Regions from separate parts of the Homo sapiens genome. Here region 1 is linked to region 2. The links are chromatin contacts, found by Hi-C or POLR2A ChIA-PET in ENCODE. All regions are on one chromosome and are shown on one strand. Each heading gives the region's core, a stretch centred on a gene start or an enhancer-like site at or near the end of the contact. The rest is flanking DNA. Distances are from core to core; before and after follow the strand shown. Region 1 overlaps MAD1L1 (mitotic arrest deficient 1 like 1). Region 2 overlaps MAD1L1 (mitotic arrest deficient 1 like 1).

Evidence for each region. Hi-C counts contacts between places; a loop is a spot of excess contacts on that map. ChIA-PET counts read pairs that join two places held with the same protein, here RNA polymerase II (POLR2A). Pooled maps may share reads with other maps.
Region 1: a pooled map shows a loop between it and region 2 (2.6-fold over the local background). The contact joins two enhancer-like sites. A Hi-C loop is called at or near these places in 3 of 50 pooled maps. POLR2A ChIA-PET finds 5 or more read pairs at or near these places in 3 of 52 experiments (H1, PC-3 and activated B cell).

The regions. Positions count from the first base shown.
Region 1 is chr7:2,007,987-2,014,591 of GRCh38, forward strand. It overlaps MAD1L1 (mitotic arrest deficient 1 like 1), which reads right to left. Exons shown (of 19, transcript NM_001013836.2): 13 at 6,516-6,605. Among named protein-coding and RNA genes, the nearest start is that of SNORA114, 78 kb to the right of the region's middle. Within about 2 kb of position 1,907, at least 5 of the 41 ENCODE cell types and tissues checked have a DNase peak (open chromatin) inside an H3K27ac peak, as active enhancers do.
Region 2 is chr7:1,890,754-1,897,380 of GRCh38, forward strand. The region is part of intron 18 of MAD1L1 (mitotic arrest deficient 1 like 1); the gene reads right to left. Among named protein-coding and RNA genes, the nearest start is that of MIR4655, 50 kb to the left of the region's middle. RefSeq lists enhancers at 1-121, 122-622. Within about 2 kb of position 5,043, at least 5 of the 41 ENCODE cell types and tissues checked have a DNase peak (open chromatin) inside an H3K27ac peak, as active enhancers do.

The sequences.
Region 1 (6,605 bases), core at 657-3,156, 110 kb after region 2:
ACGTGAAGTTCCAAGAAAGCCCAAAACAACAGTCACAGGCCCCAGACCGGTGTCTCTACGAGCCAGGGGTGGCAGGAAACTGACGGTCAACATGGATCAAATCATACAGATAAAGCTGGGGGATTTTACTGAGTATAAATCATATTTCAATAAGGCTGCCTTTAAAACATGGAATCCCCAGAGCTCGGGGAGAACCACACTCACAAGGGCGAGGAGCTGGCACAGCCCGTGTGTGCACTGGAGAGCAGCTCCCGCAGGGCCTCAGACAGCGCAACTCCAGGCTGGTCTCGGTAGGGTTCCTCCAGGAAACCGCATCTGTGATGGAGGCAGTGGGTGGGCGGCAGAGCACCCCCTGTGGAAACACCCTGGACAGTGCACTTTAGCACTGACTGTGGGGCTGCCCAGTCACCTTCGGGGGACACAGACACCTCTCACTCTCTGGGTGACCGGGTGGAGCCCCCAGGCCCTGGCCACAGCGTCCTCACCTCTGAGACAAGAGCTCCCCAAGCTCAGGTTGGCTCCGCAAGGCAGTGTAGGGTGCAGCCTGTTCTGATGCGGAGATGGTGGGATGGAGAGAGAGCTTCCCAAGGCCCGGGGTGGGGGCTGGGCTGACGGCTGGGAACACCAGATGCCAAGCCTGCTCGCAGGCAGGCCAGGCACTTCCCCAGCCTCAGCCCCTCCTCCACAGCCCACCCCGGGCTGGGTGCAGACACACAGGAAGCTCAGGTGGGAAGGAACACGGCTCCATCCCAAACAGCCTCAGACGCAGACACGCAGGAAGCTCAGGGGGGGAAGGAACACGGCTCCATCCCAAACAGCCTCAGACGCAGACACGCAGGAAGCTCAGGTGGGAAGGAACACGGCTCCATCCCAAACGACCTGACGCAGTGCTCGGGTTCCCCAGGAGAGGCCAAGCCCACTCGGAGCCAGGCTTCAGGGGCACACACCAGGGAGCACTGAGGGGTGCGGAGGCTGTGGGGAGAGGGTTTCATCACATGGCGGGAAAACCAGTACGAGCAGGCCCCCAGCGCAGCCACGCCCCGGCCCCGCAACCCTGGCACCGAGTGACCAGGGAGCTGCCTCCACCCAAGCAGCTGAAGGGTCACACACAGCTCTTTCCGGGTGGGACCACGTGTCCCGGGTGGCTACGTGTGCTGAGACACGAGCCCCGGGCCCTGGCGCCCTTGGCACCACCGAGGTGCTGCACAGAGGCCTCAGCCGGGCTATTTTTATCCTGAGGTGAGAAGTTGCTGCCTGTGATCCAACACTCCTGCCAGCCAGGACATGGCAGAAAATGGCTAGGACAGGCAGCCACAGACCCCAGCAGCCACAGGACAGCCGGACTGAGGAGGACCAGAGGGCACCAGGCACAGACCCCACACACGGTACAAAGGCTGGAGCTAGGGGAAGGCAGCCCCACCGGTGGTCATGGTCACGGTCACGTGGAAAAGGATGGGACGGAAGCTCAGGCCTCCACCTTCCTGGCCAGGTCTCCAAGTGGCTTGTGACACAACGTGAAGAAGCAGGAGGCGGCACACCACAGGGTCCCCACAGGGCTAACCAGGCCACAGCCCCAGCACCTGCCCCTGGGTGAGGCTGTACACAGAAGCTCTCCCTGTGGGTGGAGGTCTGAGGATGACTGTGAGCCCAGCGCTGGCCACAGAGCACACAACAGGCAGTCAGTGCACGGTCAGGGGCTCCACTGCAGCCCCTGATGCAAGGAAGGCTAGGGGGTGGACGCCCAGGCCCTGGGGGATGCTCTGAGGGTGGCAGCAGGTCCTCCCATGGTGGAGAGGACAGAGCCTGCCCTGGGCTTATTCCTCACGCCCAGCAACGTCAGCTCCTGTGCTGGGCAGCGGTGCTCTAAGTGTGTGCTGCCGGGGGTGGCACCGGCGTGTCACGGGGAGCCCGGCTCAGCGCAGTTCTGTACTGCACAGACGCCCCGTTCTGGGAATGGAGCCAGCACCTCGCGATTCCCACTGAGGACCTGTGGCCACACAGCAGAGGCTCCCACAGCCCAGACTCCAGGGTGGTTTCCATAAACCCCTTGGCCCACTTTTCTTCACTGCATGATTTTTAACAGGTTTTTTTTTTTTTTTTTTTTTTTGGCTTTATCTCTGCTTCGTACAGTACAGTCATCTCAAGTTCTTTCAATGAGGGAAACATCACCAACACACTCACAAGTATTGGGCCTGGTGAACAACCCGAGGCCCTGAAGATCAGGCTCTCCCCAGCCCTCCTGGAGCCAAACCACCCACGGCAGCCAAGTGACAGCACCCGCAGAGCTGCCCGAGCCTCTGGGAGGTCACGGGGAGGAAGGGAAGACGGAAACACCGTGACGGCCACTTCTGCCTAAATCGTTAGGAACTATTTCAGAGTCCCTGCAACCTGAAACGGGGATTCTCCACACACCTCCACACGGCCAGCAGCGCAGTAATCGCTTTTAATTAAATAAATCGGAAACACAAATCAGGCCAATGTGTTGAATCAAGGTGGCGTGCACTGCGTATTTATAGCTCTATCCACAGAGGACTCCTGACACATGCTACGGGCTCCCGCAGCCGCTTTATTAAATGGAATAAATAACACCGTGCAAGACGGCAAAACTTCACCAGACGGGTCTGGGGTTCTCCCAACTCAACACTGTTTTCCTGCAACGTCTCTGCTAGAATGAAAACATGGTCCAGATGAGAACAGACTGGTGTCTGGTTTAGCTAACGGGTGGGTGGAAGGGAACCACTCTCAGAGCGATGCTGCATCCTCCCGCTGGCGACTACCCCGAGCCCACCTGGCGGTCAGGTAGCAGATCCTCACCTGCCCCGAGAGGCGCCTTCCCCAGGGGCATGCGCAGGGCCGGGCAAGCTTCCAGGGAAGGCTTGCGAGGCCCGAGGTCAGAAGACATAGGAGTGTGAGTGGGGGACAGAGGGGTGAACAGAGGCCAAGGGAGAGGGAAAGATGGAGACAGGAACTATCAGACATGCGTGCAGAGGACAGAAAGAAAATCAAGAAGGGAAAAGGAGACGGGAAACAGAAAGAAAAGAAAAACCGGGTGGAGGTAGCAGGGAGAGAGGGAGGCAGGGGGTTCGGGGGGAGCACCTGGGCTCTGTGGGGTCAGGAGCCCTCCCCGGCTGGGGCGATGGCGGCCCCCCACCCCCCGACCGTGAGGAGAAGAGGAGACGGGCCCTTCACAGAAACCAACAGCCAGAGACACGCGGCATGTGCAGGGTCTCCAGAGCAGCCCCTTGGCCCTCCACGGGGGCATCCCTGGCTTGGGCTGGCGTCCCTGCCCCAGGGGCTCCCTGTGCACAGAGGGTGCAGCCACCCTTGCCACACTTCATGTGCAGCCGCGCCCCAACCTTCCCTGGAGCATAGCACTCCTGCTGGGCCCCCGCCTTCACCTTGCAAACATGCTTAGTTCCCAGAGTTGGGGCCACGTTCTCCCGAACTTGCGCCACATCCATGAGGAGGTGGGGAGCCCCCAGCAGATGCTCCCCTGAGGCAGGAACCCAGCCCAGGAGCTGGCGGCACCCCCAGCCTCCCACCCGACTGTCACTTCAGGGAAAGGCAGGGCACAGGCTCCGCAGGTGACCTGGTCCCGCTGAGGCAGAAAGGCAGGGACACCTCTCCCAGGCTCCTGGGAGGAAAGAGCTGACGCGGAGGTGCCCCCTCTGATGAGGCAAGGCATCAGGTCACGCTGTCATGCAGGATGTGGTGGTGGCTGCTCCACAGACCCCAGAGGGCAGTGGCACCTGCACAGGCTCAGGGAACAGCCAGGGGCCTGGAAGACCTCTCTGGAATCTGTGCCAGCAGCCGATACCGTGGCTGTCTCCATCAACACAGACAGGCCAGTGCAGCGGGGTCCTGGGGGGAGACTGCAGGTGCTGGCCTGCTTCTGGAGGGTACCCAGGGGGATGGGCAGAGGAGGCTGTGAGGGCTCAGGGAGGACCAGCCGTGTGAACTCCCACAGTGAGGACTAGTCAGTGCTGGTGGAGTCTGACCCTGCTCTAGCCCTGCTGGGCCCAACTCTTCTATGTGCCTAATTCTCCTGAAACCCCAGGAGACAGACAGGAAGGGGAGTAACCTGCCCCCACACCCCACCATGGGAAGGGAGGGGCAAGGTCCGCAACATACATCCCACTAGCAGGGTGAGGGCTGAGGCTCCAAGCTGCCCGGCAAGGGGGCAAGCACGGTGCCCAAACAGTGCCAGCATCTGGTCAATGAGTCCTGAGGTCCCTGACAGCCCTGATCGCCTTAACACACAAAACACCAGAACCCAGGACTCTGGATGTGCCCACGGCCAGGCCCGTGACGAGCCAATCACAGTGCAGAGGGCAAGCACAGGCTGGAGAAATCGCTCAACGTGGAAAACGCCAGGGACGGCAGAAGGGGTCAGAGACCCTCCCCGCAAATCTCTCTTCATTAATGCTTCACAGGGAGCCAAGGGTGTTGCAATGAGATGGCTATTAACGCACTTAGGTTTACGACAGCTCCCAGGTACAGCCGGAGCTAGCCTTTCCCGTGACGACTGAAGGTCAGTGTGCAGCCCTCCGCAGCAGGCCCTGCACGCACGGGATGGCTAGACACAGAAAGGAAAGCCAGGAGCGGGAGGAAGGAGGATGGACAGAGGGGGCAGGGCATCAGAAGAACACACCAGGGGGCAGTACCAGTGCCTGAGGGTGGTCTCACACCCAGGGTTCACTCTTGTCAAGCGTGGTGGTGGTTGAGGGCTCACCCATAGGTGGGGACACGGCATAGTTCCAGGGCCCTTCGGCGTGGCCTCCATGTGAGCAAGGGGTAGCGAGTGCATGTGGGCCCTGGGCCTGGGGCCTCCTGGGCTGGGACCTGTCATTCTCGCCAAGTGCCATCCCCAGTGCCTGAGCCTCTGTGCCCACGCCCCCTCTAAACCACTGAACCATCTGCCAAGCAGCTTTCTAGATGTAGTTTGGCGACCTCCTTCTCCCATCTTCCCTGAACAGCTGCTGGGACGCCCATGCAGCGCAGCTCCCTGAGACCCTCCATTACAATCCTTTCTCCAGAAATTCAGCTCCTCCTAACATCCCACATGAATTATGTTTGTTCATTAAATGTCTCCCCTACCCAGCAGCTCGGCTCCAGGGGCCAGAGGCTCTGTCAGACTTTCCCTGGCACACGGCCCAGCCTGCTGTGTGTGCTCAGCAGCCCGGCTGGAAGGTGGCTGTGGTCACGCCTGTGAGGCTGGCTCTCCATCGGGGGACCCAGGTCATCTTCCAGCTGGTCACTGGCTGAATGAGGAAAGGACACAGCAGCCTACAACAGGGCAACAGGCCACACCGATGCCATCATCTGCATCTCCATCTCACCGCAGTCTCCACCATCAAGGCCCAGCCCAGACACAGTGACCCTTGAGACCAAAGAGCTCACAGAGCTCGGCTGTTCAGCTGTGCTCGCAGACACCACAGGCCCAGGCCCTCTGAGATGTGGCCTGGCGGTGTCACACACCAGCTCGGTGACCTGGGCATGTCCCTTGACGCCCCCAGGCCTGGGTTTCCTCGTGAGCGAAATTCGGATCACAACGGCACCCACTCCATAGGATACGGTGACAATGAGACTGAGCAGTCAGGTAAAGGGCCAGGCAGAGCAGAATGGTAAGGCACCCGGCGGCGGCGTGTGCCAGCGAGGCCAGAAGACCCTGGCAGGTATCCCACCACGCCCAGGCGGGGCTGCACTGTGCCCACGGAGAAGTGGTGCAAATCCTGAGAGGAGAACACGGGCCTTTCAAGCTCCAGGCTGGGAACGGTGTGCTAGGAGCCCCCGGCCCCAGTGTAGATGAGAAGTGTGGATGGGGAGTGTGGACGTGGCCTCCGCCCAGGCCCTGCGATACCCAGCTCCTTCTTCCCACTGCACAGGTGAGAGCTGCTCAGAGCTAGACAAGGGCACGGAGCGTCACGGTGGCCCATGGGGCAGGGAAAAGGCAGAAGCCAAGGCTGAGGCCACCTCTCCTGGGAGAACCCTGGAGCCAGGAGAGGGATGCAGCCTGGAGGCTGCAACAAGGAGGAACACCTCTCCCAGTTCCACAGGGAGCTGGGCGCCCTGGGCCTCACACCCTGCCCGTCAGGCCCCAGCAGAGCCTCCCCAGCAGCGGGGACTAGAGCCCTGGCAACAACTCTGAGCACCCGGAGACCAGGTCTCCTTGGCAGATGCCCCTCACAGGGGAAGGACCTTGAGTGCCCCTTTGGCAGGCATCATGAGGCGGTCCTAACCAGTCAAAGGGGCACTGTCCCTCTGTCATCCGCTTGCAGGCTGGGACCACCTGAGACACCCTGACAGCGGAGGATGCTGCAGGTGCCATCGTGAGAATTAACGTGGATCCACATGCAGAGGAAGCAGCCCGTGGACACCCTCCCTGACAGACACCTGCCAGCCGGGAACTGGGGAGGCGGGGTCCAGACCTCCACCTCCCCGCCGCAGGCTCTGCCAAGGCCCACCGGGAAGAAGCCCCACCTGGCGACGTGAGCCCCACGCCCGCGGCCCCTCACCTCCATCTCGGCGCTGTGGCTGTGCACCTTCTGCACCATATCCTCAGCCTCCCGCATGCGCCGCGTCAGCTGGGGTGAGTACTCGGCCGG
Region 2 (6,627 bases), core at 3,793-6,292:
AGAAGGGGTGCTCACGGGCCCCACTTTGTCCTTGGGGAGCTGAGGCCAGAAGTCATTTCCCAGGGCCAACCTGCTGTGGTAGAGGAGTCTGGACCCTGTCTGACGCCCATGTTCTCATTTTTCCTGGGGAGGTGCACAGCCTTCCTGTCTGGGATTTCCACAGTCCATGCAACAGTGAGAATGCGGGACCCCAGCAAGATCAGACAGACGCCAGCAGCGGGCTCTGTGCGGGACCTCGGCGGGATCAGACAGACGCCAGAAAGCGGGCTCTGCGCCACCTCCCCTTCCCCTGCTGAGGTCCGGCAGGGGCAGCAAGGATGGGCAGAGGGGAAAAAAGGGTGCACAGAAGCGACACCCCGGGCCAGCACAAGGACGAGGGGTGCGGGGCTATTTCTTCTTCCCAGGAAGGCTGCTATACAAAAACATTTTTCTATAGCTGTAGGATGTGCTTGTGCTTTAAGCTAAGTGTTATACAAAACAAATTTTAATAGGCTGGGTGCGGTGGCTCACGCCTGTAATCCCAGCACTTTAGGAGGCCGAGGAGGGAGGATCACCAGGTCAGGAGATTGAGACCATCCTGGCCAACATGGTGAAACCCCGTCTCTACTAAAAGTACAAAAAAATTAGCTGGGTGTGGTGGCGCACCCCTGTAATGCCAGGTACTCAGGAGGCTGAGGGAGGAGAATCGCTTGAACCAGGGAGGCAGAGGTTGCAGTGAGCCGAAATCGCGCCACTGCACTCCAGCCTGGTGACAGAACAAGACTCTGTCTCAAATAAATAAATAAAATTAAAAAGTTTATAAACTCAAAAAGTTACAACAAACTTTATTCTTATTATTATTAGAGATGGGATCTCACTCTGTCACCCAGGCTAGAGTGCGGTGGCGCGATCATAGTTTTCACCGCAGCCTCTAACTCCTGGGGCTCAAGTAATTCTCCCGCCTCAGCCTCTGGAGTAGCTGGGACGATAAGCAGGCGCCACCACGCCTGGCTAAGTTTTAAATATTTTGTAGACACAGGGTCTTGCTATGTTGCCAAGGCTGGTTTTGAACTCCTGGGCTCAAGCGATCCCCCCACTTCAGCCTCCCCAAATGTTAGGATTATAGGCACAGGCCACTGTGCCCAGCCATTCATTTATTATTGAAGAAAAGAACAGTATTTTTAATAGTTGAGTGTAGCCTAAGTGGTACGGCATTTATAGTCTCCAGTTGTGCACACTCATGTCCTAGGCCTTCACACTCACTCACCCTCATTCACCAGCTCGCCCAGAGCACCCGCCAGCCCTGCGAGCTCCGTTCACGGTGAGCACCCTACGCAGGTGCACCGTCTTCCACCCTTCATACATCATGTTTATGGCACCTTTTCCATATTTAAACACGTACAGACACGCAGATGCTTAGCACTGCGCCACGGTGGTCTACTGCATTCAGCACAGTCACGCACTGCACACTTTTGCAGCTTGGCAGCAGCCGGCTAAACCATGCGGCCCAAGGGTGCGGGAGGCTGCACGGCCCAGGCTCGTACAAGTCATTCTAGGAAGTTCCCGCAAAGACAACACTGCCCACCAGCACGTTCCTCAGCATGCATCCCTGTCATCTGGCAAAGCGAGACCGTACTAGACTTACACATATACACACAGGTGAGTGCTGAGTATCCCTTATTGGAAACGCTTGGGACCAAGTGTCTGGGATTTCCAGATTTTCAGGTTGTCAGAATATCTGTATTACGTGCTTACTGGTTGAGTAAGCATCTCATGCAAATATTCATCCCTAATCTGAAAATCTGGTATCGGAAACGCTCCATTAAGCATTTCCTTTGAGTGACAGACCCACAATAAAAAAAGCTGTGGATTTTGGAACATTCCCGACTTCAGGTTTTCGAATCGGGGAGGCTGGACCTGTATACCTTTCCCCCTCATCCATATGACAAACCCGGTAGGTCGACATCGCCACATGTTTGTGCAGTTCCGGAATCTGTGCCGTCCACGCCTCTGGCCCTGACGCCCACCCTGCAGGCCTCTGAGCCGGGGAAGGCCCTGGACAGCAAGGAATGAGGAGCCTGCTGGAACCAGTGTGTCTCCCAGATCCCAGAAGCTCACGGTTTTGCCCCAAACTGCATTTGCTCTGTGTCCCCGGCCTGGTCACTCCACTTCTTCTTACCACTGATTTTCTCCCTCTCGTAACAGAAGGCTTCCTTCCCTGGGTTTTGAGAAGAGGGGAAAAGGGAGGTGGGGAAAATTCCGTGAGAACCACTGGGAGGAGTGCAGCCGGGATGGAGAGACCAGGAGCTGAGCCTCCCCGCTCCAGGCCCAGGCAGAGTATGGCCTTCCCAGGAAGCTCTAGGGACTCTGGAATCTCTATCCCCTCTCAGGAGGGAGAGGAGCAGAGGCAGCAGGTTCCCGCTGGGAAGAGCTGGAGCTGAGATTTGCCTGCCTTTCCCCCAAACGGCAGCCCAGGCAGCCAGCTCCCTCCACCCACGCGGCAACAAGAGGTTTGGTCCCGGCTGGGATGGGAAGTCCTGGCTGGGATGGGAAGTCCTGGCTGGGATGGGAAGCAGAGTGGCGGGGGACTGTGCGGCAAACCCTCAATTATCCCAGCACACATCTGTGGAACCCGCTTGACTGGAAACGGCTTCGGCTATTTCTAACTCTGTCTGCAGCCCCCTTTCTGCCTGAAGAATCATTTGGGGGAAAATCTGATAAAATAAATGACATGGCCAGGAGGCTGGGGTTTGGCGAGATCTTTCAGGAGCACGGGAGCCACGTATGCCAGCCCCCAGGTGGAGTGGGTGGGGCAGGGGGCCTGTCTCCCTGCTCTCCCTGCCCTCCCACACTGGCCTCTGCCCTCCGTGGCCCTATCTCAGGAGGGTAGCTCAGGGAAGACCCTCCTGGGCACACCTAGTGATGCTCAGCCCCCTGAGGATGCCTTTCTGAAGCCAGGAGGCCAGGGTCAGGGCCCCCAGGGAGCACCCAGACCACATTCCTCATGACAGATGGGGAAACTGAGTCTCACAGGAGTGCAGTGGCCTGGCCAAGGCTGCACACCAGGGTCAGGAGCTGCCCGGGACAAGGTGACTCCACAGTGTCTCTTATCTCTCCTCTGGACAGTGGAGACCAGGGCCACCGCTGCATGGCCCCAAGGAGTCAGTGACCATCTGCAGGCAGAGGTGCCAACATGAGCCCTGGCCCTACAGGTTGGCTGTTGTCTGTTCACTGTTTGTCTCTTCCCTTTTGCTCCACTGAAACCTGTTTTTCTGTCTGTCTGGCAGAGCCCTAGACTGCCCTCTCCATAAGCCAGGCCCTGAGCTGGGGGCGTGGAGCTGCTGCGAACAGTACAAGTGCCTCTCCTGTCACCAAGCTTGGTGTCCTGGATACAAAGGAGGCAGGAATGACAGGTGGATGGGGCAGGACTGATGCTGATCTCCTGGTCAGAGCTCCTGCCAGAAGACTTGGCAGCTCTAGCGCTGTCTTCTTGGAACCCAAGGGGGAGGATTTCTCAGGAGGCCAACGGCCTCACCCAGTGAAGGGCAGCTCGGAGGAGGACTTGGGAAGAGTCGGCTTACAGGGAGCCTTTGAAAGCTCCCTAAATGTTGCAGGCCCTCCAGAAGGTCTGCAGGGACCAGGACACACAGGGCCGGCAGAGCTAGTCACAGCTCTGGGAGAAGCACGGGTGCACCGTGGGCTGGAGCTGAACCAGCCAACAGGGATCCCGGTGCAACATGACCCCTCCCCAGCTCCACAGGTGGCACTTATGAGACTTGCCTCTTGCAGCCTCCGAAGTGAGCCACAGTTACTTCTACTCCACAGGTGAGGAGACTGAAACTTGGGGAGGTGAGGCTGCATGCCCAGTGTCAGCCCTCATGAACATGCTCTAAAGGCCCATATCCAGCAGGCGATCCCTCCACATCAACCAGATGGGGCGCAGGAAGGTCTGGGAGGCCCCAGCCCTCCAAAGAGGGGAGGGGGCGAGCGGGGTGCTAGGCACAGCTGCTAGCAGGGCACATCAGCTGGGCAGGACAGAGTCTGGAGGAGGAGTGGGAGAGGGAGGAGGAAGAGCAGGAGTAGAGGGTGGGGGTTGGGTGAGGCTGGGGGAAAGAGGCTGTGAAAAGAAGCCTAGGGAGAAATGGAGCAAGAAGCATCTTTAAGAACCAGGCACCCAGCAGTGGGGGAGAAACACAGGAGGGGCACACTTAGGCCCCCTGGGGACCCTCAAGGGACAACGAACCCAACAGGATAAAACCTCCGGCAGACTCGCCTGTCAGGAAAAACACAAGGTGGCACGTGTCCTAGGAGGGAAGCCAGCGGAAGAAGGGTCCCACATCTGGGGAACCCAGGAGGGCTTCCTGGAGAAGGTGTCTACAAGCGAGCTGGGCCCAGGTGAAGAGGATGGAGCAGGTGGGCCTTGATGCTGGGGTTCCAGGGAAAACCGCAGACACAAGTTGGCAGCTTCTTCCTGCGGGGACTTCACTGCTCAGAAATGAAACCGATGGACCAAGGTGGGGTCTTGGCAACCATGATGGATGTGCCAGGAACATGGCCCCACTTACTCCTGTGGGTCAGACGTAACTGTACCTGCTTTACAGATGAGGCAGAGGCCCAGCCAGCACCCCCCTGGCAACAGCTGCACTTGGGCACCAGCCCACAAGCTCACCTAGAGTCAGCCCCCTGCCTGGGTTGCCCAGAGCTCCCCATGCCAGGCCCACCCCGCAGCTCTCAGCCCCGCCTGCAAACATCAACTTGTAAAGCCCTTCCATACTTTACTTAATCTCCCTGATCCTGTGAGCTTCAAGCATGAAAACACAGTGCATGTCACACATGGGGAAAGTGGGTAAGCTAAAAGCAACCTCGTTCCCTGACACTGTCCACCTGAGCCAGCCCCCGGAACACGGCCCAGAGCAGGCATGGTGGGTGGCCGGAAGGGTGGGGAGCGGGGCCTCTGCGGGCACCAGGCCTTGCTGGTGGAGCACTGGGCCAGTGGACCGTCTGTCCTTCCGGAGGCGGCTGCCTCAGCTCCATGGCTTCTGACCCAGCACATCCAGCCCTCAGGACCTGCAAAGTCACATTCACACGGGCCTTGGGCCAGGACAGGCCGTGGTCCAGAAGGTCAGGTCAGGCCAGGCCTGCCACTGGAAAGAAGGGACAGCAAGGGCTGGAGGATGGGCAGTGAGGGGGCGGCCTGGGGAGGCGCCAAGGCTCCAGATCACAAGAGTCTAGGAAGGCGGGCAGGATGCCTGGCAAGAGCTGCGGGGCCCAGGCCAGACCCCTGCAGGAACCACGGCTCCTCAGGGCGAGCCCGGCCTCCCGTACGCTGTGTGTCCTTTAGGCCTGGGGCGAGCAGGGCTGGGGAGCTGGCCAGCTCCTGGGCTCTCTGTCCGCCTGCCTCCTCCTCCTGGGGCCCCCTTCCTGCCTCTCCCTGACCTCAGGAGCCTGGGGGCTGAGAGGGCTCCAAGGCGGAAAGGAGGGCAGGGGTTCCTGCCCAGGCCATGGGGGCTGAAAGTCCGGCCACTGGCAAGCTGAGGCCAGCCCAAGCCTTCTGGTCTCAACATCCTGCCATGGCTGGGATCCTGGGCGGGCGGATGAGGGCCGGGGGAGCTGAGATGCTGGCTCGAGCAGGAAGAGCGGCAGGGCCCATGCTCGAGGGTATGACGGGGATGGACCTGGTGTCCAGCAAACCTGAGGACATTGGGCAGGGCTGCGCTTCAGAAGCCCATGCAGGGCTTACAGTGGTCAAGATGCTACTTGCTGACGGTGTTTTTAAAAAGTGACACAGGAGCACACACAATGGAACCCCAGGATCCCGAGTTCCCAGGTGTAAATGAACATGCCTAGGCATGTGCCTACGTATGAAACACCGAAAGGAAACACGGCGAAGCAGGACAGCGGCCACCTTTCGCGGGAAGATGACGAGTGGCTTGCTTCCCTCTTTTGGATTTTCGACACTCTCAACAGAAAACACTGTGGAGGGTGCCCCAAGGTTCCGCTGCAGTTAGTCTTCCTAAGATTCGCTTCAACTACAGCACACGCAGGGATCCGGGGAAAACGCTGCCTCTTAATTTGTAAATGTTGATGTAACGAGTGATATGTTAAGTGATAACTGTTCATGGTACACCTTTATTAATACCTAATCATTTTAGAAACCTATGGAATTCGTATAATGCATTAAACACCTCTGTGAATTATTCAAAGTATACAGAATTATACAAAAGCGAAGAAGTACATTTCTGATAGCTTAAAGACTTGGTGTGTTTTTATTATTCAAAGGTTTGAGAGTTTCAAGAGTGTAGAAATGGATGACTGTGATCTGAGAAGCAGGAAATCCACAAGGAACGCAGAGCAAGCCCGGCACGGTGCCCCCGTGCAGCGCAGGCTGTGAAGACGGGCGGGTTGTGCAGAAGGAGGAGGAAGAGCCGGGCTAAGGCTGAATCAGACAGGCAGCGGCTCACCGCTGTGAGACGCTGACGGACATGCGTAGGCCGCACTGGGTACAGCTTTTATACAAATCAAAGTTGGTTCTCGGTTCCATAAAGACACGCAGAGGCTGCAGACTGCAGGCAGTTTAGACGCCCGTTCCAGACCACAGCAGTCCCAGGTGGGGCCCGTCTCTGCCTGTCCTCATCTCCCACAGCCACC